Regions from separate parts of the Homo sapiens genome. Here region 1 is linked to region 2. The links are chromatin loops, found by intact Hi-C in ENCODE. Cell type or tissue: breast epithelium. All regions are shown on one strand. Links, peaks and the distances in the headings refer to the core of each region. The heading gives the core; the rest is flanking DNA.

Region 1 (10,867 bases), core at 1,264-9,263, 250 kb before region 2:
AATGTTAACAAAAAGTTTTGTGTGTATGTGAAGGTGGCAACTTCCTTTTGTATTATATTAACACTTTTTAAATGTATTCAGTCAGTGAAACCAATGATTATTATAGCACCAACACTTTCATTCAAGGAAGCATTTGAGTCTTATAATTTGTTTTGCATGGTACAATGGTTCTACTAAAATATACTTGTGTAATAGGTACTAGATGATTTAAAAACAAAACCGGAGAAACCATTTAAAAAGTTCCATAGCTTGTTATACAAAATATGCATTGCTAATAGTAGAAGCCATATATTGCCATTGTACTGTTGTAATACTTAACAGTGCTCATCTGGTGCTACCTGTAGACTATTTGGTATTAACGTCTGCTAGACCCTTCTTCCTATTTCTTCTTGAATGTATAATGTGTGCCTTTTAAGTTACTTCTAGTGTTGAATGGTAAAATCTTTGTGGTATTTTTGTATTATACTCTGCACTTTACACTTTCTTGGAAAGGAAAATTCCAGACTATCCAGTTTAAATAGTCTTTTAAAAATATTTATAATGTTTACAATAAATATTTTACATATTTTAATTCAACATCTGCAAATTAGAAAAAATATTTTATATGGTTTGTTGCTATTTAATGTTGCTCTATTTATTTTCTATCTTTTAGAATGGTTAAAATGAGAATAGCAATGTTTGTCTTTTGATGTGGAAGTGAACTTTTACAAAACCATGGGTATAATTGGATTGTCTTACCAGCTGTTCCAACGTATCAACCTTTTATTTTAGTCATGTCAATATGAGTTAGATGTTACTCTCAGCCACCTGTTAATAATCTCTTCTTACTGTTTTTTTCTTTTTAAAGTAGACTGATGAGGTTTAATTGATTGATTCAGGTCGGGAATAAATTTCCAGGGCTAAATGAAAACTATATAGAGATGTTAATAGTTGCTTTTTACCTAGACTAAATACAAAAAGTGACTAGAAAGTATTAGATTTTTTTTCCTTTTTTTTCTTTTTTTGAGGCGGAGTCTCGCTCTGTTGCCCAGGCTGGAGTGCAGTGGCGCGATCTTGGCTCACTGCAAGCTCTGCCTCCCGGGTTCACACCATTCTCATGCCTTGGCCTCCCGAGTAGCTGGGACTACAGGCGCCCACCACCACGCCCGGCTAATTTTTTGTATTTTTAATAGAGACGGGGTTTCACCGTGTTAGCCAGGATGGTCTCCATCTCCTGACCTCGTGATCCGCCCGTCTCGGCCTCTCAAAGTGCTGGGATTAGAGGCGTGAGCCACCCGGCCGGGCCAAAAGTATTAACATTTTTTTAATTCAAAATCTTGGCTTATGCTGTTAGACCTTTTTACTAGATCTTTACTCCTATCCTCAACTTTTTTCTAATTCTCTAGCTTTTGGTATGACATCTCTTGCTTCAAAAATCTCACTTTTTAAAAACTGACAAAACTTACTGCACTATTAACAACATCTGTAGCAATGAGTGTGTTATAAGGTGGATGCAAGGTATCTTATAGGAGATAATTTTAAAATGTTACAATAATAATCAAAAACAGTATTTTATGGTTGAAATCTTGAGAACAGAATTATGCCAAGCATTTGTATAAGGCTAATGTTTAGCAGGAAGCATTCATGATCAACGATTTATCTTGAAAATAAGATTCCTTCGTCTGAGGGATTGATCTGTATGTGTGTGTATATTTAGTTTCTCATGACAAGAAAAATGGTATTCAGTCAGCTATAATATCAGTATCTATAATCTATTTCTCGGTAAACATATTTGTACATATACACGTTTATTTTTCTAATTTAACAGATGTCCTTGGTATTTATTTGCATTTTGTCATAGCATTCTTGCTCATATGACCTGCAGTAAAACAAAAACAAACCCAACTTTTAAATGCAAAACTGATTTTAAAGCCATTTTCTTTTTTTTATTTTTTATTGAAACAGAGTCTCGCTCTGTTGCCCAGGCTGGAGTGCAGTGGTGCGATCTCAGCTCACTGCAACCTCCACCTCCCGGGTTCAAGCGATTCTCCTGCCTCAGCCTCCCGAGTAGCTGGGATTACAGGTGCCCACCACCACGCCTGGTTACTTTTTGTATTTTTAGTAGAGACAGGGTTTCATCATGTTGGCCGGGCGGTCTCAAACTCCTGACCTCAGGTGATCTGCCCGCCTCAGCCTCCCAAAGTGCTGGGGTTACAGGCATGAGCCACCACACCTGGCCTTAAAGCCATTTTCTAGGATTTTGTTGTTAATTTTTGTAGAGATGTAGTCTCGCTATGTTGCCCAGACTGGTCTTGAACTCCTGGCCTCAACCAATTCTCCCCCCAACCCCCCCACCCAGCTTCCCAAAGTGTTGGGGTTATAGGCGTGAGGCACTGCACCCAGCTAGATTTTTATTTTATGAGTTTAGGAAGCAGTGGATTAGGTGCATTAGTTTTAATTACGCATTAAAGTTTGAGTAAAAAATTACTTTTTCAAATTGCTTTTAATTAAAAGATAGTATTATTTTTCCCTATCTGATTATCAGTTTGTCTTGATTATCAGTTTGTCTTGTTAATAACTTGCATCCATCCAAAACATTAGTATTTGGTTTTAGTCATTTCTTTTGGCCTTTATCAAGGGAAATATTTATTTAAAGAAGGTCTCATTTACTCCACCTCATTTAGAATGACTTTTCCCCCCCGTGTGTTAATAAACGTATTTCTTTACATTGCTTTAAAACACTTGCATCTTTGCTCTTTTCTAACTCTGAGCTTTCTTCTGTGGCTGCATCTGAGGTGCTTTTTTCAGGTATAGTTTTTTTTTTTCTTTCATTGCATAATTTTTCAGCATTTATTTTTAGTTGCCCCTTTTCTTCCAAAAATGCTCATCTGAACAAAATTTTAATGTAATGAATTATAAAATAGTACTAGTAATAAATATGAATGTTGTTTGATTAATACTTGTGTAAATGTTTAAAGTGTCTTTATTTTATTTCATGCAGGTGATGAAACTTATCAGGACATATTTCGTGATTTTTCCCAAATGGCATCCAATAATCCAGAGAAACTAAATCGTTTCCAGCAAGATTCACAGAAATTCTGAATTTTTTTAAAAATGGGAAAATATGAAATCTGGTGACCCCCTAATGTATACAGCTAAAAAATCACAATTTTTTTACTGCTTTAATTCTACTTAATTTTGGTAGATATTGAATGGCTTGGAAAAGAGGTACCCATTCATATATTTATAAATTAAAACATAGTTATCTAGTAGTAGGAGAGGAACCTAGTTTAGGACCTCTTTTATTAAAAAAGCCTATTTAAAGGGCTATTTCTGTAGACAGAAGTTCAGTCTAGATTTAGGCCATCTCTAGGTTACAAGATGATAGGAGGTTAGACAAAAGTGATTCTTTTGCCAATGGGTGGTGGCATTGATTTTTTTCCTCCATGCATCTTGCCCAGGATCACTCAGTCAAGCATGTCTTCATCAAGTGGAAGCCAACTGTCCTGCCTGCCTCAAGAATATGTGTTTTCTTTAGCTTCCCTGAGGCTTTTTGGTGGTTCAGAAATAGGTGTGTGTGTTGATGTGTTTTTGGTAACCTAGCTTTCATACACATAATATATGATTTATTAGAACTAGAGAATGTGTTTTCCCCGTTTGTTCATAAATGCGGTCGGTTATACTTCTTAGGTGACAGGTTATTGTCCAGTACTTTAATGTATGTATGTATAATGGCTGTACAGGTAGACCATAATTCAGTCCTTTAGATTTATTTTATGCAGCAAAAAGAAGCTCTTTTTTTTTTTTAATCACAAAAAAAAACCCCAGTTCAAAATGTGTAGTTCTTCATTGTTGGGTTGATTCCCCAAAACCTTGACAGATGTATCGATGGAATAAAAGTATGTTTTAAAGGTTACTTGAATGTCACAAAATTATGCCTTCATCAAAACTTTAAAGGAAAAATCAATTTATAAAATCATGTAGGCCATTTTTATATTTGAAATTTGTCCTTTTAAAGATAGTTTTGCTGTTGCTCCTAGTGAAAGAAAAATCTCTGTACAAAGGAGAAAAAGAACCCCACTTATTCTTAGTTAATACTAAAATATATAGCAATAAATTGCTGTTTATTTTTTCTACATCTATTTTGTGTACTTGTACACAGTGTACATTCTTTTAAATTATATCGTGTATATAGCTTTAGTATTCGGTTACATGATTCACAGACCCCTGAATTCCAAAATATTATGGATAAACATTACCATTTATATGCTACAAATTAGTCTGATTCCATCTTTGAAAATGTCTTAAAGTATAAAATAATTAATTTGCTTTTTTTTTTTTTTTTTCCCGAGATGGCGTCTTGCTGTGTCACCCAGGCTGGAGTGCAGTGGCACGATCTCAGCTCACTGCAGCCTCCTCCTCTTGGGTTCAAGCAATTCTCCTGCCTCAGCCTCCCGAGTAGCTGGGACTACAGGCACCCGCCACCATTCCGAGCTAATTTCTATATTTTTAGTAAAGACGGGTTTCACCATTTTGGCCAGGTTGGTCTCGAACTCCTGACCTCAGGTGATCAGCCTGCTTTAGCCTCCCAGAGTGCTGGGATTACAGGCGTGAGCCACCGCACCCAGCCTAATTTGCCTTTTGATTCCTTCCCATTGTTGTCAACAATTAAGTCTATTCTTCTTTTAGAAATTATATGTAAATGATATTATTGATACTCTTTCTAAATAAGAGGTTTTAAAATATATAAAAACTTTATGATCCAATTATAGATAAATTTTCTAACATTTCCCAGTCACTAGGGTTTTATAAGTTGATTAAACATCAAATCAGAATCTAGCCAAGCAGGAATTATATTGAAATAAGTTCACATTACAGAAAAGGTTCCATAATTTGGCCAAACTGCATGCATGTAATGCTTATTTAGTAATGGTCACTGTATGTTAGATAAGGATAAAAATATATTTGTGAATTACTTCTGAGGAAATGCTAACTTCCACAGCATTGTATTTAATTATAACAATAACAGGAACATTAAATCTTTATCTTTGCTGTTTCACCTCAAAGTCATAGATCATCTGGCTTTTTAGGCACCTTCACTAAAGGCAAAAATCTGATTTGTAGTTTTTATTAGCATGTACCTTGAAATTATTTGACCAAGAAGCTCAAAGAAAAGAAGTACGTTAAAGAAAAAGAAAAAACCTCACTTTTCCTTTATAGTGTCCCTTCCTGTTTTAATTCCTAAAGATCCTGACTTTTATCTGAGGAAGTCTAGGTAGTTTTCCTTTTGGATCTGGCCATTGGTGCGTGTTTCATTCAGATCACCTCTGGAATCTCTGTGGTTGTGAAGGCAATTCCTTATGAGACTCTTGCCTCCTGTGGCTTACGTGATGAATTGTTAATATGGCAGTAATTAATTAGTATCTACTTAAATTTAGTGGTCAGAAATGTATTTGAAGTGCCTTAAAGATGATCATGGTTCAGAATATCTTCAGAGAAAGCAAAATCTTTAATATTGCAGGGAGCCTAGCAATACAAGTACACATTTCTGTGGCTTGATTTCTTGAATATGCTGAGACCCAATTTGGACTACATTTGGCAGAAATGATGGAGTAAACAGCAAGGCTTTAAATTAAATTAATAGTTACAAGGTAGGTTGGCTCTTAGGTGAATTTAGCCATGTCAACTAATAGCTTTTATATGGTATGTAACAAATCTGAATTATGTTATGCTGTGAATTATTCAGTGCATTATAAGAAATCTTAGTTAATCATGCTTTTGGGCTTCATTAGTCAATGTGATTGGCCTTTTATTTTCTTTCCATAACTTATCTGCTATTATTAGTTTCTTATTCCTTATTATTAATCTGTTAGCTCATTATCATTAGCTTACTAACTTGAAAGTTAGATTAATATCAAAATAAGAATAGCAGCACTATGAAGAGTTAATAAAATGCAATTTCATGTTAGAGCTAGAATAAAAGTAATTGAGCAGTCATTTGCAAATGCTTCATTATAACATTTATGTGCTTAAGATTTCTAAGGTTTTAAAAAGTTACCTTTAATACAATCCTTAGAAACTCAGAAATTTCCTGATATTCATTAGATTATGGTGTTTGCCTAATTTATACCGGTTTTCACTGTATATTTTAATGAACTTTGATTGGTTACTTTTCCAGACATACAGATTTAATTTGGAATATGAACTTTGGTTCTTCATGAGTGCATTTTGAAAAAGAAAAAAAGTACACATTCAGAATCTGGCCAATTTAAGTTTGTATTTTAAAAATATTTTATGCATGTTAAGTATGGTCGCAGTAAATGAAATTGTGTTTAAGACTAAATTTACTACCGTTTTGAACAGACATTCCCAGATCATTCTTATATTGTCAGATAACACTTGTGTATAATATCACTTTGGATCATGGACATGAGCTGGAAAAATGATGTATTTTTGTAGATTGTATGTCCAGAATGACTTTAGAACCGCATGATACGGTGGAAGGAGCACTGGACTAGTCGTCACTACCCTTTTTGGATTCAGGGCTCCTCACAATTAAAATGAGTGTAATGAAACAAGGTGAAAATATAGAAGCATCCCTTTGTATACTGTTTTGCTACTTACAGTGTACTTGGCATTGCTTTATCTCACTGGATTCTCATGGTAGGATTTCTGAGATCTTAATCTAAGCTCCAAAGTTGTCTACTTTTTTGATCCTAGGGTGCTCCTTTTGTTTTACAGAGCAGGGTCACTTGATTTGCTAGCTGGTGGCAGAATTGGCACCATTACCCAGGTCTGACTGACCACCAGTCAGAGGCACTTTATTTGTATCATGAAATGATTTGAAATCATTGTAAAGCAGCGAAGTCTGATAATGAATGCCAGCTTTCCTTGTGCTTTGATAACAAAGACTCCAAATATTCTGGAGAACCTGGATAAAAGTTTGAAGGGCTAGATTGGGATTTGAAGACAAAATTGTAGGAAATCTTACATTTTTGCAATAACAAACATTAATGAAAGCAAAACATTATAAAAGTAATTTTAATTCACCACATACTTATCAATTTCTTGATGCTTCCAAATGACATCTACAGATATGGTTTTGTGGACATCTTTTTCTGTTTACATAAATTTATCCACTTAAAATGTGATAATGTGGAGACAAAGCAAGATTTGATTACATAAACTTTTCTCTGCATTGGTCTTTTCACTATCTTATTTGCTAACTTTTCTTATTTTTCTTCAACCTCCCCACCCTCCATTTTTTGGATATTAAACAGGGAAAGCTTGCTACATTATAAAGATTGTTGGCACCATTTATTTTACACAAAGGCTAAAGGTTAACTTTTGGAAATGATGAGCTACTTTTATATATGTGTTTACTCATGCTTTGTGATATTTCTGGATCATTCCAGTCATAAAGACTTATTACATGTACTATTTCTTGCTACCTGTGAAAAGGTATATTTTAAAGAATGTATAACCAACAGTCCATTTACTTTTTATTAGTATGTAGAGGATTTGTATCTAATTCATGAATGTAGTTTTACAGTAGTTTGTCATTGTAAATGGAGCAAAGTACATTATCTTCTAAAATGTACATTATGTAAGAATTGTAAATATACTTAAGTAATTTGTATGCCAAAAAATTACAATAAGTCAATAAAGATCTCACCTCTGGCTTAGTTCTTTCATGGTGATTTACATTTTCTTGTGAAATACACTGTGAACATATCTGTCAACAGCAGTTATTTTTAAGGTACTATTATTTTTAAGGTATTTCTTCCCAGCCCTTTCAAATCCACATTCATCCTATTTGCTGATTACTTCAATCAAGAAATCCATTTGGATCTTTTAAGTATATAATTCTCTTTGTTCACAGAGCTGTTATAGCCCCTAATTCATTGGCAAAAAGATAAAAGGTTTTTTTTGGGGGGTGGGGGGAGGGGCTTGCTCTAAGTTTTTTCCATTATGATTGACATTAATGTTCCTAATCTATGCAGCACATTCCCATTTTATCCTTTTAGTAAACAGACACACACACGTTTGTCAGTGAATTGGGACTGAAGGAATGGAAGGTTGAAAAAACCAAACTGGAAGTGTATCACCTGCATTTGCTTTAAAAAAAAAAAAGCTAATTGAAAGCAGACACATAAACTTTTCAATATAACTTGCTTTATTCAGCTTCATTTCATTTTCAGAATAGTTCTGTGGAGAACCCACATCAATAGTCTATAAATATTTTAAGTGAAAACAGTTTAATTTTTCAATTATTGCAAACACAAAGCTTTTTGCTTGTGGAGAAATGTTAAGAAGAAGCAAGAGAATCATCCACAATTCCATTATCTTGTGCTGTCCAAAATGGAACTCACTAGCTACATGTGGCTACTTAATTGGAATTAGACAAAGAGTTCATTTCCTCAGTCGTACTGCTACATTTTAAGAACTTTATAGCCCCATGTGGCTAGTGACTATTGTTTTGAACAGGGGAGATTGTAGAATATATACATTGTCACAGGAAGTTCTACTGGATAGCACTGAGGGAGATACTGTTACTTTTTTGTGTATACCCTTCTAGACCTTTGGGTGTGTGTATTCATACATTTATATAATGGGATCATACAGTTACCCACTTCTTTCACTTAATAGATGGGGAGAACTTTATGGGAAATTTCAAGCATGTACAGGTAGAGAAAATCAATAGCTATAAGCTCATGGCTTATATTTGTTCTCCTACCCATTTTTCCCCTTTCCTGGACTTTTTGGAACCAGATCCTAGACCTTTCACCAGCAAATCATTCCGTATGTACATCTAAAAGTTGAGGACTTTAAAAAATCGTAACACTTCTTAAACTGTAAAACTACATAATCAATATTCAAATTGGTTTCTCAAATACGATTTTTAAAATAGATCGTGCAAATCAGAATTCACATAAGTTCCATACGTTGCAGTTGGTGAATATGTTTCTTAGTCTCTGTAGGTTTTTTTTTCCATTTGTTACCATTACTATTTTTTTTTTGGAATTGGGGTCTCGCACTGTCATCCAGGCTGGAGTCCTGTGGCGATCGTAGCTCACTGCAGCCTTGGACCCCTGAGCTCAAGTGATCCTCCCACCTCAGTCTCCCACATAGCTTGGAGTACGGGTATGAGCCACCTCACCCATTTGTTAGTTTTTTAAATTTCCACCTGCAGTTTGTTGAAAACATCACTTTTAATGACTGCATTATTTTAGCTTTAACCACTTTATTGATGACCATTTGATTCTGATTTTTTGCCATCATGAACCTAGCTTTGCTTTATTTTTATGTTTGTTTTTTGAGACAGGGTCTCGCTCTCTTTCGCCAGGCTAGAGTACAGAGGCACAATCTCGGCTCACTGCATCCTCTGCCTCCTAGGTTCAAGCGATTCTCTTGCCTCAGCCTCTCGAGTAGCTGGAATTGCAGGTGTCCGCCACCACACTGCCTACTTTTTTTTTTTTTTTGAGACAGGGTTTTGCTCTTGTCGCCCAGGCTGGAGTGCAGTGTTATGATCTCGGCTCACTGCATCCTCTGCCTCCTAGGTTCAAGCGATTCTCTTGCCTCAGCCTCTCGAGTAGCTGGAATTGCAGGTGTCCGCCACCACACTGCCTACTTTTTTTTTTTTTTTGAGACAGAGTTTTGCTCTTGTCGCCCAGGCTGGAGTGCAGTGTTATGATCTCGGCTCACTGCAACCTCCACCTCCCAGGTTCAAGCGATTCTTCTGCCTCAGCCTCCTGAGTAGCTGGGATTACAGGCGCCCGCCACCATGTCTGGCTAATTTTTTGTATTTTTAGTAGAGACGGGGTTTCGCCATGTTGGGCAGGCTGGTCTCGAACTCCTGGCCTAAGGTGATCTGCCCTCCTCGGCCTCCCAAAGTGCTAGGATTACAGGCGTGAGCCACCATTCCCGGCCTAAGCCACCATGCTTGGCCTTGCTTTATTCTTATGGTTAAATATTTTGAACATTCTTAAATTATTAGGAAGATTTTCTAGAAATAAAAATGCTGTTTCAATGGTTGAGTATATTTTTGAGACTCATCCAATGTGGTAGGCACCGTGTTAGGTACTGGGTATATTGTGGTTAATAAAAAACAAATGTATATTCTGTTCTCTTGGAGTCACGTGTTCTTGCAATGAAGAAAGATGAGACTAGGGTAGTACATATATTTAGGTGGCCCTCACAGAATTATTGAGGATGGCACTTAGCCCAGACACTGGATAGGAGGTATTTAGAGATCATTTGTGTAGGTAGTGACATGTAAGCCAAGGTCTGAAGCAGAGAGGTTGGATAATCCATGCAACCTTACAATGTGGAAATAACAGGAAAAACCGTTTACCTAATCTCTGGTCAGAAATCAGAGAACTTGGCCAAAGAACTGAAGGGTTACTGTACTTACTCAAGTTCTTTGTCTATTTAGACAGCATGCACAGCACTTGCACGTGTTTACTTAAAAACTACTGGTATAGCCTCAATTCTTAGAAGACTGAAGTTAGTACGTTTTTATCTAGTTAGCAGTGTGCAACTGCCTAGGGTCAAAATTGCTACTGGCTAGCTGTGTGACTTTGGGCACGTGACCTCGGCGTGCAAAACTCCCTGGTACCCTCAAGGAGGCTCTTGATAAAGTGTTAAAAGTCTGTTTATAAAACAAAAGTGGATGAATGTCGCCCTCCAGGGCTTTGCGGTGCTGGGGCTCGGGGAGCAGCCTCGCAGGTTCGTGCGGGCGGCGGGGGCCCCCTGCTGGCCACATCCTCCAGCCTCCCTCCGCTCGGCCTCCGGCGCGACGTGCGGCCCGGGCCATTTCCTCCCAGGGCGGGGGAAAAGGGAGGAGCTGCCGGTTTAAATTGCCTAGCTGCAGCTCGTGTGCAGGGAG
Region 2 (10,867 bases), core at 1,822-9,821:
TTTCCATAAAACTTTCAAAATGTCGGTGGGCTAGGCCAGTGTGGCAGCTCCGTGGGGTCAGGGACACACAGTATGCTTCTGTCTTGTTTCTTCTCTAAACTTGGCTTAATTCCCAAGATTACTTCATGATCAAAAATGGCTGTTTCAGTTCCAGCCATTACGCCTGTATTCCAGCCACCAGGAAGGAAGGAAAGGGTATGACCACTTCCTGTAAGAAAAGTCCCTAATGTTGCATTTACCTGTTGACTAGATCCTAGACATGTGGCCATATCTGCTGCAAGAGATGCTGGGAAATGCAGTCTTTATTCTGAGTATCTATGTGCTCGGCTTAATATCCTATGGAAGAGCGGGGAACAAAGATCAGGACTAACAAGCAGTGGCTGCCACAGCCGAGTGGGCCTCTGGTTCCCCGCAAACTGTGTCTCCAAATTTTATTCCTTTTTGCTTTAAGGAGACTTCCCCTGCCCCCGCCATCTGGTATTCAAAGAGTGGACCTGCAGGGGGGTGGGCTGGCTGGGTCTGATTTCTGACTGTCCTGGGAAAACATCAAGCTGGACCTCCAGCTGCTCCAGAGCGAGCTCTGCCAGGAGGGAAGGGGTTGTGGTTGGGGGCTGTGCACTGGGGTCTGCACAACCTCAGCGAGAATCAATTCATCTGAAGGTTTCCCCCAGCATGGAAGAGAGTCCCAGGTGTGAAGGCAGAGGATGGGGACGAGGTGCTAGGGAGGACTGTGGGTAACCCCTGCCCCTTGCTAAGCCCACCGCCCAGGGGTCTCCTGGCTCAGCCGCTTTCTAGGTTTTGTTTTCTCCTGGGATTCACATGCCTCCTCCCGTCAGATGCCGACAGGAAGGAGATCTCAGTTCTTACCTCCTGCCCGTGTTTCTCATCTTGCTGAATAGCGTCACTGCTCCTCAGCCTGCAGGACACGGAGGGCGGTGGCACCTCTTGCTTTAGACTTTCCCGGAGGGTGGGACAGCACCGGGCTCAGGAGCCCAGAAAGCAACCAGCCCGAACAGCGGCGCCGACCCCTTTCTCCCCTCGGTGGGCCCCCCTTTCCGACTCCCCCCGCGTTCTTGGTTCCTTCTCCAGGGTGGCTGCCAGATGATACTCGGGCTCCAGACATTCTTGGGGTGACTGAACAGACCTTCAGTGGGTGCTCGTAAGGCCTCGGCGCCACATCTCAGCACAGGCATCCGCCCTGCCCGCCCTTACTCTGGGGACCCCCCTGTTGCATCTCTCCCCCTCACCACCTCTCTGACCTTGGGCGGCTCAGGACCCCTCGCTTGGCCTCAGTTTCCTGTTCCCTGAAAACAGGGTCGATAATCCTGCACGGGCAGCCCTGCGCCCCCGAGAACCAGATGTGGAGCTGGATTCGAGGGGCTCTGCAGACAGTGCTGCGTCCCAGCTGAGGCCACGTGTTTGCTCGACCTCCTCCTTCAGGCTGTGCCCCACCCACCACGCTCCCCCCCGATTGCATCGATGCTACGACCACGTCTTCAGGGCAGGGCTGGTGCCAGTGGGTGAGGAGGCCTCTGTCAGGCCAGGATCAGCCGGCCCCAGTCCTTCTCCGAATGCCCCCATCCCTGCTGCTGAAGGGGCCTCTGTGCCCGGGTGAGGAGCCAGAAGCCCTGGCAGAATGAGGAGGCCGGCAGGAGGTGACACCGGACGAGGACAGGCAGAGTCCACCAACTTCATTTCCCCAGGCCGTTTACGGAAGGGCTGCGCTTTGCAGCGCTGGGGCGCCGTGGGGTGGGGATGCTGCCATTTGGGCCCCAGTTTCTGGCGGGGGCGGTGGGGAAAGCACGGGAAGCAGAGTCAGCCTGGGAAGCTCCCCGACGCCTCCTGGCTGTGAAAGAAGGTCCCGCGTGGCTCTGGGTCCTCAGGTGCAGGGCTCCGGCAGGGACAGGAGGTGTCAGGGCTGGGCCCTGGGGAAGGAGGGAGCTGCTGTGCGGGGTGTGGTGGAGGGCGAGTTGCCCTCCCTCTCTGGGCCCTCAGCTCCGTGGATGGAGGAGGGCCCAGGTTAGGCCGCCTCCGTGCTTCCTCCTGGATTGGAGTCCAGTTTGTGTGGGGGCGCCTGGGAAGAGCCAGTAGAACCTTTGCGCCTCCACGCTCTCCACCTGCAAGGGATTCAAGGTGCTGTTCTTCACCCCCACAGACGTATATGATTTAAACTTAATCTTCATCATCATGAAGCAAAACAGGTGATTTCATAGCCCTTTGCAGGTGAGGCCCTGGCTGCAGGAAGCTCCTTAGGCCAAGGGCAGCGTTTGGCAGGCACTTTCTCTTCAGAGCCTCGGCCTCCAGAGTGGCCTGGAGAGGTTGGGACTCCATCCCCTCTGGATCTAATCACCTGGGATTTTTCTGATCCGGGCCAGGATTTGGGCTGGCTTCTCTGAGGCCCCGGCCAGGAGGCAGTGTGAGGAGCTGCTGGAGACCCACTCCCCAGTCCTCAGCGCTGGGGAAGGAGACTCTGTGCCTCAGTTCACCTTTCCCACGGAGCCAGGCCTGCATCCCTCCATGCAGAGCAGAGGGGCCGGAGCCACGCCTGCATCCCTCCACGCACAGTGGAGGGGCCTGGGCAGGAGCTGGGGGGCTTCGCCTGCTGCCTCCCTTAGGTGTTCCTACCTTGCCGTGGCTCATGCCTGCCCTTCCTCCCCGGTTCCCCTTCCAAAGCCTGGGGAAAGGGAAATTGCTCACACCTATCCTCGGCCTGGGACGCCCTCCCCTCCCTGCCTTTCAAAGTCCAGCCCATCCTCCCAAGTTTCTCTTCAGTTCCCTGCTTCCACCCCACTTGGATGTGGCCTCCCCACCTTGAAATCCCCTCTCCAGGCATTATCTACCTCTCCTAATAGGACCATTTTTGGTCTCAGGTGTAGGTATTTGGAACCTGTCCTGAATTCTGCCCTAAACTGAGACCTTTGAGGTATACGAGGCATCTCTCTGGTTTCCCTAAATAAGGACCTGGCCCCGAGCAGGCACTCAGTGGCTGTGTGCTGAAGGAACACTGGTGGACACAGGGTCCCCACTTCCCAGCGTCCACCGAATGAGCAGTTCAGATCTAGAGTGTGTGCTCGTGGCAACATGGTGGTAGGTCCAGAGCTTTCAGGACTTCAAGGTACAGGGATGGGTCATAGACTTCGTGGGTCAGCTGGCCACGCTCAGTGCTCTTGGGATGTTGTTTGCACGGGACGCACTTTGACTTGCAAACAGCCTAGTGTTAAATGAGCTCCTGGGAACAAACTGTCTTGGGTGAACTTGGGGACTAGTTGGATCTCCAAGCCCCACGTCCAGGTGCCCGTCTGAAGACAGGCCAAGGTGGGAAGCACAGGAACACTCCTGAAGTGGGAAGCCGCGGGTGTGAAACGGAAAGGCATCCAGCCCCTGGTCCTTGTCCTTTTAAATTAGAAAGGCCTGAAGCCGTCTCCCTGCTCCACCCCGCCCTAGCCTGCCCCAGAAGGGCAGAGGACACTAGAAATTCCACTGTGGCTTGGACTGCAGCTGTCTATTTCACTGTGTGTCCTAAACACTCTTCTCTGAACCTTGAAGGTCAATATCACAACACTCCCTGGATCTGAAATAAAATAATCAATTGTTAGATCCACCTAGCCAAGGCCCACCTCCGAGTATGCAGTGAGGCGGCTCTCCCTTCCTCTTTCAAGCCAGAATCAATCTCTGCATAATTAACCCAGTCTGACTCAGTGTTTACTCTGCAGGTGTGACTGCCCAAGGCCTGTGGCCTGCGACCTCCTGGCTCGCTGACCGCTGTCTGTCTGCTACTTCTACCCAGATATATTTTTCCAGCTCTGCTGTTGCTAAAATGCACCGGTTAAACACTTAGCTTTAGGAGGAAAATTCTAGCAAGGACTGTTTTGATATGCTCCCAGCCCCTGCTGTCAGGAAACTCAGGATTGAAAGAGACCTGTCTCAGGAACTTTCTCTAGGACTCAAATTCTAGATTTTGCTCAGCCATTCTTTTTTAGCACCTTAACTTTTATTGATAATACTTTTGATGCCTAAGAATATATATTTGATGTTTTGGCATTGGATCATCGTCTGCTCTACATACAGAATTGTGTAGGTAAGCGAACAGCTTGATGCATCTGCACAGACGGAATGCACTTGCTTAACCACTTGGTCATTTTTAAAGTCCTGATTTATCAAAATAAGATTTTGTCAGGAGGGAAAGCCCTACCTGTGGGTACAGATCAGAGCCCGTGTTAGACACAAGTCCTCACGCAAACTGGAAGGTAGGTTTAACTGTCTCCTGTGTACAGAAGAGGAAACGCAAGTTTAGACAGGTGGGGCCGCCTGGCTCGTAAGTCCGGGGGGCTGAGACTCAGCCCATTCCTTTGCCTGCAGGTGTGCTTGGAGGTCCTCGTTCTGTCCAGCTAGGGATCTGGGCATGTGTCTTCTTGGGGTCAGGCAGCACACACTGCCCACTTCTTTGCTGGGAACATTCTCAGTCCATTGGGAAAGCAGGGCCTACATATATCTATTCTCAGGTGACAGGTGGCACCTACCAGTCATCTGCTCTCCCTCCCCATCACCTGCATTGGGCTGGTCTACCACTCAACATTTAACGACAGTATGGCAAGGGCGCTGGCCAATCAGAATGGCACCAGGCATATACAGTCCTGGAGCAGAGGCCTACAGCCCTGCTACATCAGTCACCACCCTTCAGTGGCTGGATGGTGGAGAGGAAACCTTCGGATAGATGTTGGGCTTGGTGGCGGGGGAGGGGAGAGAGGCTCTCTCAGGCTCAGCAACTGCACAGAAGTACTTCAATATTTCAACAACTAGCCTGGGCACCCTGGTGCTTCCTGAGCCACCGTCAGCTCTGATTGGAGATTCTATGTAGAACAGATCTGTTCCTCGCTCCCCAAAGAGCTTGGAGCCCAGCTAAGGAGACAGGCTACAGGATGGCGATCAGAGAGAATCGCACTTGGGTGTCACCTGGTCATTTGTTTGTCTGTCCAAACATCAGGTACCGCAGGCAGCCACCTGTCAGCTACCTAGATGATGAGTAGCAGAGGGCCTCTGTCATTGGGAGTGCACTGTTTACAAGAAGAAAGAGGCATTTGAACAAGTAACCACAGCGTTGTCTTTTGTTTGGGTTGATATGCTGGACTGGAGATCCCTTTAGAGCATGTTTTTGGGGATTACAGAGCCTTCGAGCGTTACAAAATCATCTTCTCTAATTCCCTGTGTTTCAGATGAGGAGACCCAAGTTCCCAGAAGAGCAGTTGCACACTCGAGGCTGGAGGACATGGGCAGAACCAGAGCTCCTTGCCTCCCTCCCAGCCCCCCACCCAAGTAACACGTTCCTGATCCTGTCCTGGAAGCAGCTTCGAGGAAATGCCCAGACCCCTGGGGGGTGATGTGGTGGCAAGGTGACAAAGGGGCAGGTCACAACGCTGTCACAAGCTGATATGCAAGAACTCACAGGCATGACCCCCAGGGGCTATGGGTGTAAGGGCATCTGCTCTGCCCTTTCCAGCGGGCCTAGTTTTGGTGGCCTCTGTTCCATTTATTTGCTTAGGAACACAAAGCTGAATGCACTGTTTGCAGGAAGTTGTATGTCTAAGTCACCTAAGTTAGTAAAATAAATAAAAACTTTGGAGTTTTGGAATGGCCTTCAGGTGCCTTCCACATCCATTTCCCTGGAAATCCCTGTTTCCTGTCGGTGTCTGATAAGGGATTTTTCAGGAATTGAGCGGAGCTTTTCCAGGAGATGTCACATAAGAAACCTCACCCTGGGTTCCCAAGGCCCAGTTACATTGTAGCTAAATCACAGATTTACCAAAGTATACAGGGTCCTCTTTCTTTACCTCCACCTGGACACTTTTTTGAAGGAAAATGGATTTTGGATGTAAGCGCCTCCGCGATTGTTCTATGCTCCCGGGGTCACAAGACTCCTTGAAAGCAGAGGTTCAGCAACCTCTAGCCAGGTTCCCCACACAGCTGGGGGGCTCTTCCCACCCTAAGGGGTGATCCATTTGCCAGGGAGACTTGGGACTGACTCAGCCCCTGCCCTGGCTGCCGAGGGACCCTGCCTTTTTCTGCCGAGCTTGTGCTTACGGGGAAATTCCAGGCTTCTCCGGAAACCATCTTAACTGCCTGGAATCCTCCTCTTGGACTTGTCTGGGCTGGCGCAGTCCTGGGAGGAAAGGAAAGTAAATAAATGTAAATCTGTTTGATCACAGACAGAGCATTTATCTTTCAATAGGAAGCTTCCTGAGGAAGGACAGCAAAGGGGTTTGGAATGAGTAAGCTCAAAGTATCAGCCTGCGTACAAGATGCCCTCGGGGGGAGCCTGGCTATTGTGGCGCTGCGGTCACACTGGGCCAGGCCCCTGCTGAGGCCCAGCACTGCACAGGCACCCGGAGCCCTGCCCTTCTCCCTCAGGGCACCCCAGGGCAGTACCGCCCTCTGGCCCAGCTGATGGGCCGGGCCAGGCTCCCCTGGCTTCCCAAGTGGAGGAGGAGGAAATGGTCTTTGCCAGCAGGCCAGCCACCCTCGAGGAGAAGTGGGGTCTTCTTTGGGGCTGTGGAGGCAGTGCTAGGAGTGGACGGAAGGGCTCAGAGGCCAAGCTCAGATGTTCCCTATGGCTGAGGTCCCTGACAAGGATCCTCAAACAGGGAGAATGCTGGTACCCTTCCAGTTTGGGCCTGGGTGTCACTTACCTGGGACACTTGTCACATCCCCTTTAAATCTCTGTCCTTGCCTGGCTCTGGCCAGAAACATTCCAGGGCTTGTTGATTCTGAAGAGCAGTAGGGTTTCCAGGGTTCTCTCCTGAAGCTCGGGGATATCCAGTGGCTTCAGGGTAAAAGCCTGTTTGCTAACCTGCTGCACAGCTGGTAAAAAGCCATGGGTCTCTCCCTTAAACCCAACCCAGCAGATGAGGTCTACTCTGGAGGCCCGAAAACACCTTAAACTCATCGCACAGAAAACCGGCGCAATACTTGGCCCCTCTTCCTTTTTCCCGACCTACAGTACCCCATCCTTCAACCCAGAGTACCCCATCCTTCGACCCACAGTATCCCATCTTTCCTTCTGCTGGATGTTGGAGGACTCAAAGTTATTCTAAATCTCTACAATACTCTTAACATTTTAAATCCAAATCCAGGCAATAATTCAATGTTCCAGCGATGTCCTTTGTGACCCATTCATTTCAGTTGATTTGGTTCTATTGATCCTTTTTTTTTTTGAGACAGAGTTTCGCTCTTGTTACCCAGGCTGGAGTACAATGGTGCGATCTCAGCTCACCACAGCCTCTGCCCCCGGCGTGAAGCGATACTCCTGCCTCACCTTCCCAAGTAGCTGGGATTACAGGCACGTGCCACCACGCCCAGCTAATTTTGTATTTTTAGTAGAGACGGGGTTTCTCCGTGTTGGTCAGGCTGGTCTCGAACTCCTGACCTCCTGTGATCTGCCCACCTCGGCCTCCCAAAGTGCTGGGATTACAGGCATGAGCCACCGCGCCCGGCCGATCCCTTTTTTTCATTTGTTCATTCATTCATTCATTCATTCATTCATTCATTCCAGACACATTACAGCCACAGAGGTGAGGAGGATTCAGGTCCTGCCCGCAGAGACAGTTGCACATACAGCCAGCCACACAAGGGGCAAGAAGTAGTCTGTGCTGGGCCACAGGGGCAGCTCTCAGGAGGCTCTGTATTGACTTCACGCCCACGCTGTGCTACATTCATCACAAATCTGACAGTATGCAACAAAAAGCAGGCCACAAAATAATGGATGGTATTAACAGCAGAGTCAAGATGTGGGAAAATGGAATAAAATGAGCTCTCCAGGTACCATCTATTTTTTAGAAAATGGAATCCATTCATTCAGGAAGCTTGATGGATAAATGAAGTAGGCCAGACAGGGAGAATACAAATAGCAGCAGCTCCTGTGGGAAGCCTGCCAGCCCCTCGCTGAGTGCATGATCTACACCATCACATCATCCACTGAACAGCCTGTGAAGTTGGTACTCTGATGATTCCCATTTTACAGATGGAGAAACCATGACACAGGAATGATGTGGCTGGCTTACAGTCACAGAGCTAGAGCCAGAACTCAAACCCGGGTCTGTCTCACTCCGAAGTTTCTGCTAATGACAGCATGGAAAAGATTCCTCATTTCCACCAGCTTCCTTTTAATCAAGGCAGATTAGACATTCATGCATTGGCTAATCTAGGCTTTGAGTGTAGTGACGTTTATGTAGTGCCTACAAAGCAAGATTAGCCATTACACGTTTTGTCGTTCTGGAAACTGACTCTTGGCAATTCCCAGCCAGGCTTTATCTCAACATACTTCCTGAAATCTCAGGCCATGTGTATTTTGCCTACAGAGTGGCTCTGAAAATAAAGTAGGCTGGAAGTCAGGTGACTGATGTCATCCTGGACTCGTAGGCGATTAACAGTATGACCTTGGAGAAGTCACCTTCCTCTGGTTTCAGTTTCCCATTTGAAAATGCAAGAATTGCAGCCATTCTACCACTAGGACTAGAAGAGACGTACCTGGGCATTAAGAGGCATGCTCAGTGGGAACAGAGGTGGGTGGATTGCCTGAGGTTAGGAGTTCGAGACCAGCCTGGCCATCATGGTGAAACCCCGTCTCTAGTAAAAATACAAAAATTAGCTGGGCATGGTGGCGTGCACCTGTAATCCCAGCTACTCAGGAGGCTGAGGCAGGAGAATCGCTTGAACCTGGAAGGTGGAGGTTGCAGTGAGCCGAGATCGCACCACTGCACTCCAGCCTGGGTGATAGAGCAAGACTCCATCTCAAAAACAAAACAAACAAACAAAACAAAACAAAAAAACTCACAGAAGCATGCCCAAGGATGCTCATGGCAGTGCCGCCTGTGAGCATGAGAAACGGGAGGCCACCTGTGAGAATGGAGAATAACCCTGGTGACCATATGTGGCAGCAGGTCTCCAAGTCAATCCCTGTGATCTCCACCTCCTGGCATCCCCCCAGTGTAGTCCTCTTCCACACTGAACCAGGGAAGATCTGCTTGACCAACAGCATATGGCAGAATTGTTACCAGTGGAAGGTTGGAAGGTATCTGAGTTACCAGCGGTGAATCCGTGTGGGTCTGCAGCAACCTCAATTCTTGCCTCCTCAGAAGAAAGAATTTGACTGACGGGCCTAAGGCTGAAAAAGAGAGGAAGGCAAGAGGAGGAGTGGAAGGTTTTTATAAAGCCTTTAGACCAGGAAAGAAAGTACACTGGGAAAAGACCCCAAGCGGGCGACGTCAGAACAAGTGCAGCGTTTAACCTTGATCCGAGGACTTTCTGGGCTGGCCCCTTTCTCGTGATTCTCACCTTAGGGTGAGCTGCCTGCATGTGCAGTGCCCTCCTTACCCTTACACAGTGTGTATAGGAAGTTGTACACATACCCACCTGAGGCTTTCTTCCCTTTTCTTGTGGGGTGCTCCCAGAGGGTCATACTCTGCCATTTTGTCTCTTAATGCACCATGCCTGGGAAGTTGTGTCTCCCTGGCACCTGCATTCAATGAACACTTTAGTGCAGCAGGTGTGGTCCATGAGGAAATGGCCTCTCCCTGGCACTGGCTGCCAATTTATCACTTTTAGAGAGGCAGTGTGATCATTGCCAAACCATCACCCAACATTCCCCCAGAGCCCTCTCCTGCCCTGCTCATGCCTGTCTCACTACCTGTAACAGAAGGAATGGCATGGCACTCCCGGGCTTAGTAAAACCTAAGCCGCTTCCATCTTGGGTTTTCTCTCTCCTTGCTCTTGAATCCCTTGCCCTGGGGAAGCTGCCTAGTTGTGAGCAGCCCTGTAGAGAGGCCCACGTGGAAAGGAATTGAGTCCTTTAGCCAACAGCCATGGGCGTTAGCCATCTTATCTGTGGATCCTTTAACCCCAATCAAGCTTTCAGATGACCACAGCCCTGCCAGCTCAGCTGCAACCCCACGACAGGCCCTGATCCAGAACCACCATGAGGGGCTGTTTCAGGGCTCCTGATCTCAGAATCTGTGTGAAATAATAAATTGTTTTTGTTTTAAAGCTGCTAAATTTGGGGGGTAATTTGTTATCCAGCAATGGATAACAAATACACCCCATACTATAGGATATTATGGAGCAAAGAGTGGAACAGGTCTATGTGTACTGATACAGAAAGATTTCTGAGATATGTGTTAAGACACCCTTAGAATGTGTTGTTAGAAAATAATAATTACAAAAAAAGATATACGGCTATATATCTTTTATGTAAAATACCACAACTCACTATACTTTTATGCATTTACATATGCAAGTAGATATGTAGCAAATTACCCATCATGTAGCAATGATGAACATCAATTTACCCTCAGTAAGAGAGTCAGAGGAAGGTGCAAAGTGGAATTTTCATTTTCTATTCAATAGATTGCTCTCTCTCTCTCTCTCTCTCTCTATATATATATATAATATATATATAATTTTACCATGATAATGTGTCAATGTATTACTTATACTCAATTTAAAAATTCTTTAAACGAAGGCATTTGAGTACTTGATCACTGAGGTCTCTTTCAACTCTGGTGTTTTATAGTTCTATTAAAATGTCATTGGAATGTAAATTAAAAGAATGGGATAACATTTATCACCTCTTTGTTGGAAAACATTAAAAGTTTGATAAACCAATGTTGGCAAAGATGTGCTGGGATTTAAGGGGAGGGCAGGGCTGGCCTTTGAATCCAGTTATATTGACTCCCAAATCTAGGGCCCTTCCTGTTATTTTACCTTTGTGCCTATAGTTTACATGCAGGTGTCTGTGTTAGAGGAGCTTGTCTCTGGTGGATATATATATGTATATATATATATTTTTTTTTTGAGACAGGGTCTCTCTCTGTCGCCC

What was found. Hi-C counts contacts between places; a loop is a spot of excess contacts. Peaks named below come from ENCODE experiments on the same cell type or tissue, not always from the same donor. Only the 100,000 strongest peaks of a DNase experiment are listed, where the experiment ranks them.
Region 1: a loop joins it to region 2, with 11 times the contacts of the local background. A loop is called at or near these places in 3 of 110 quality-filtered maps.

The regions. Positions count from the first base shown.
Region 1 is chr3:195,271,542-195,282,408 of GRCh38, reverse strand. It overlaps ACAP2 (ArfGAP with coiled-coil, ankyrin repeat and PH domains 2), which reads left to right. Exons shown (of 23, transcript NM_012287.6): 23 at 2,981-7,664. The coding sequence ends at 3,081. Among named protein-coding and RNA genes, the nearest start is that of XXYLT1, 5.8 kb to the right of the region's middle. RefSeq lists a silencer at 10,620-10,849. In breast epithelium, for the core only: no CTCF peak of the experiment used is centred there; no DNase peak of the experiment used is centred there.
Region 2 is chr3:195,026,466-195,037,332 of GRCh38, reverse strand. No RefSeq gene overlaps it. Among named protein-coding and RNA genes, the nearest start is that of XXYLT1-AS1, 63 kb to the left of the region's middle. RefSeq lists enhancers at 4,941-5,939, 5,940-6,937. In breast epithelium, for the core only: no CTCF peak of the experiment used is centred there; DNase peaks (open chromatin) are centred at 5,400 and 6,347; H3K4me3 peaks cover 489 bases; H3K27ac peaks cover 2,373 bases.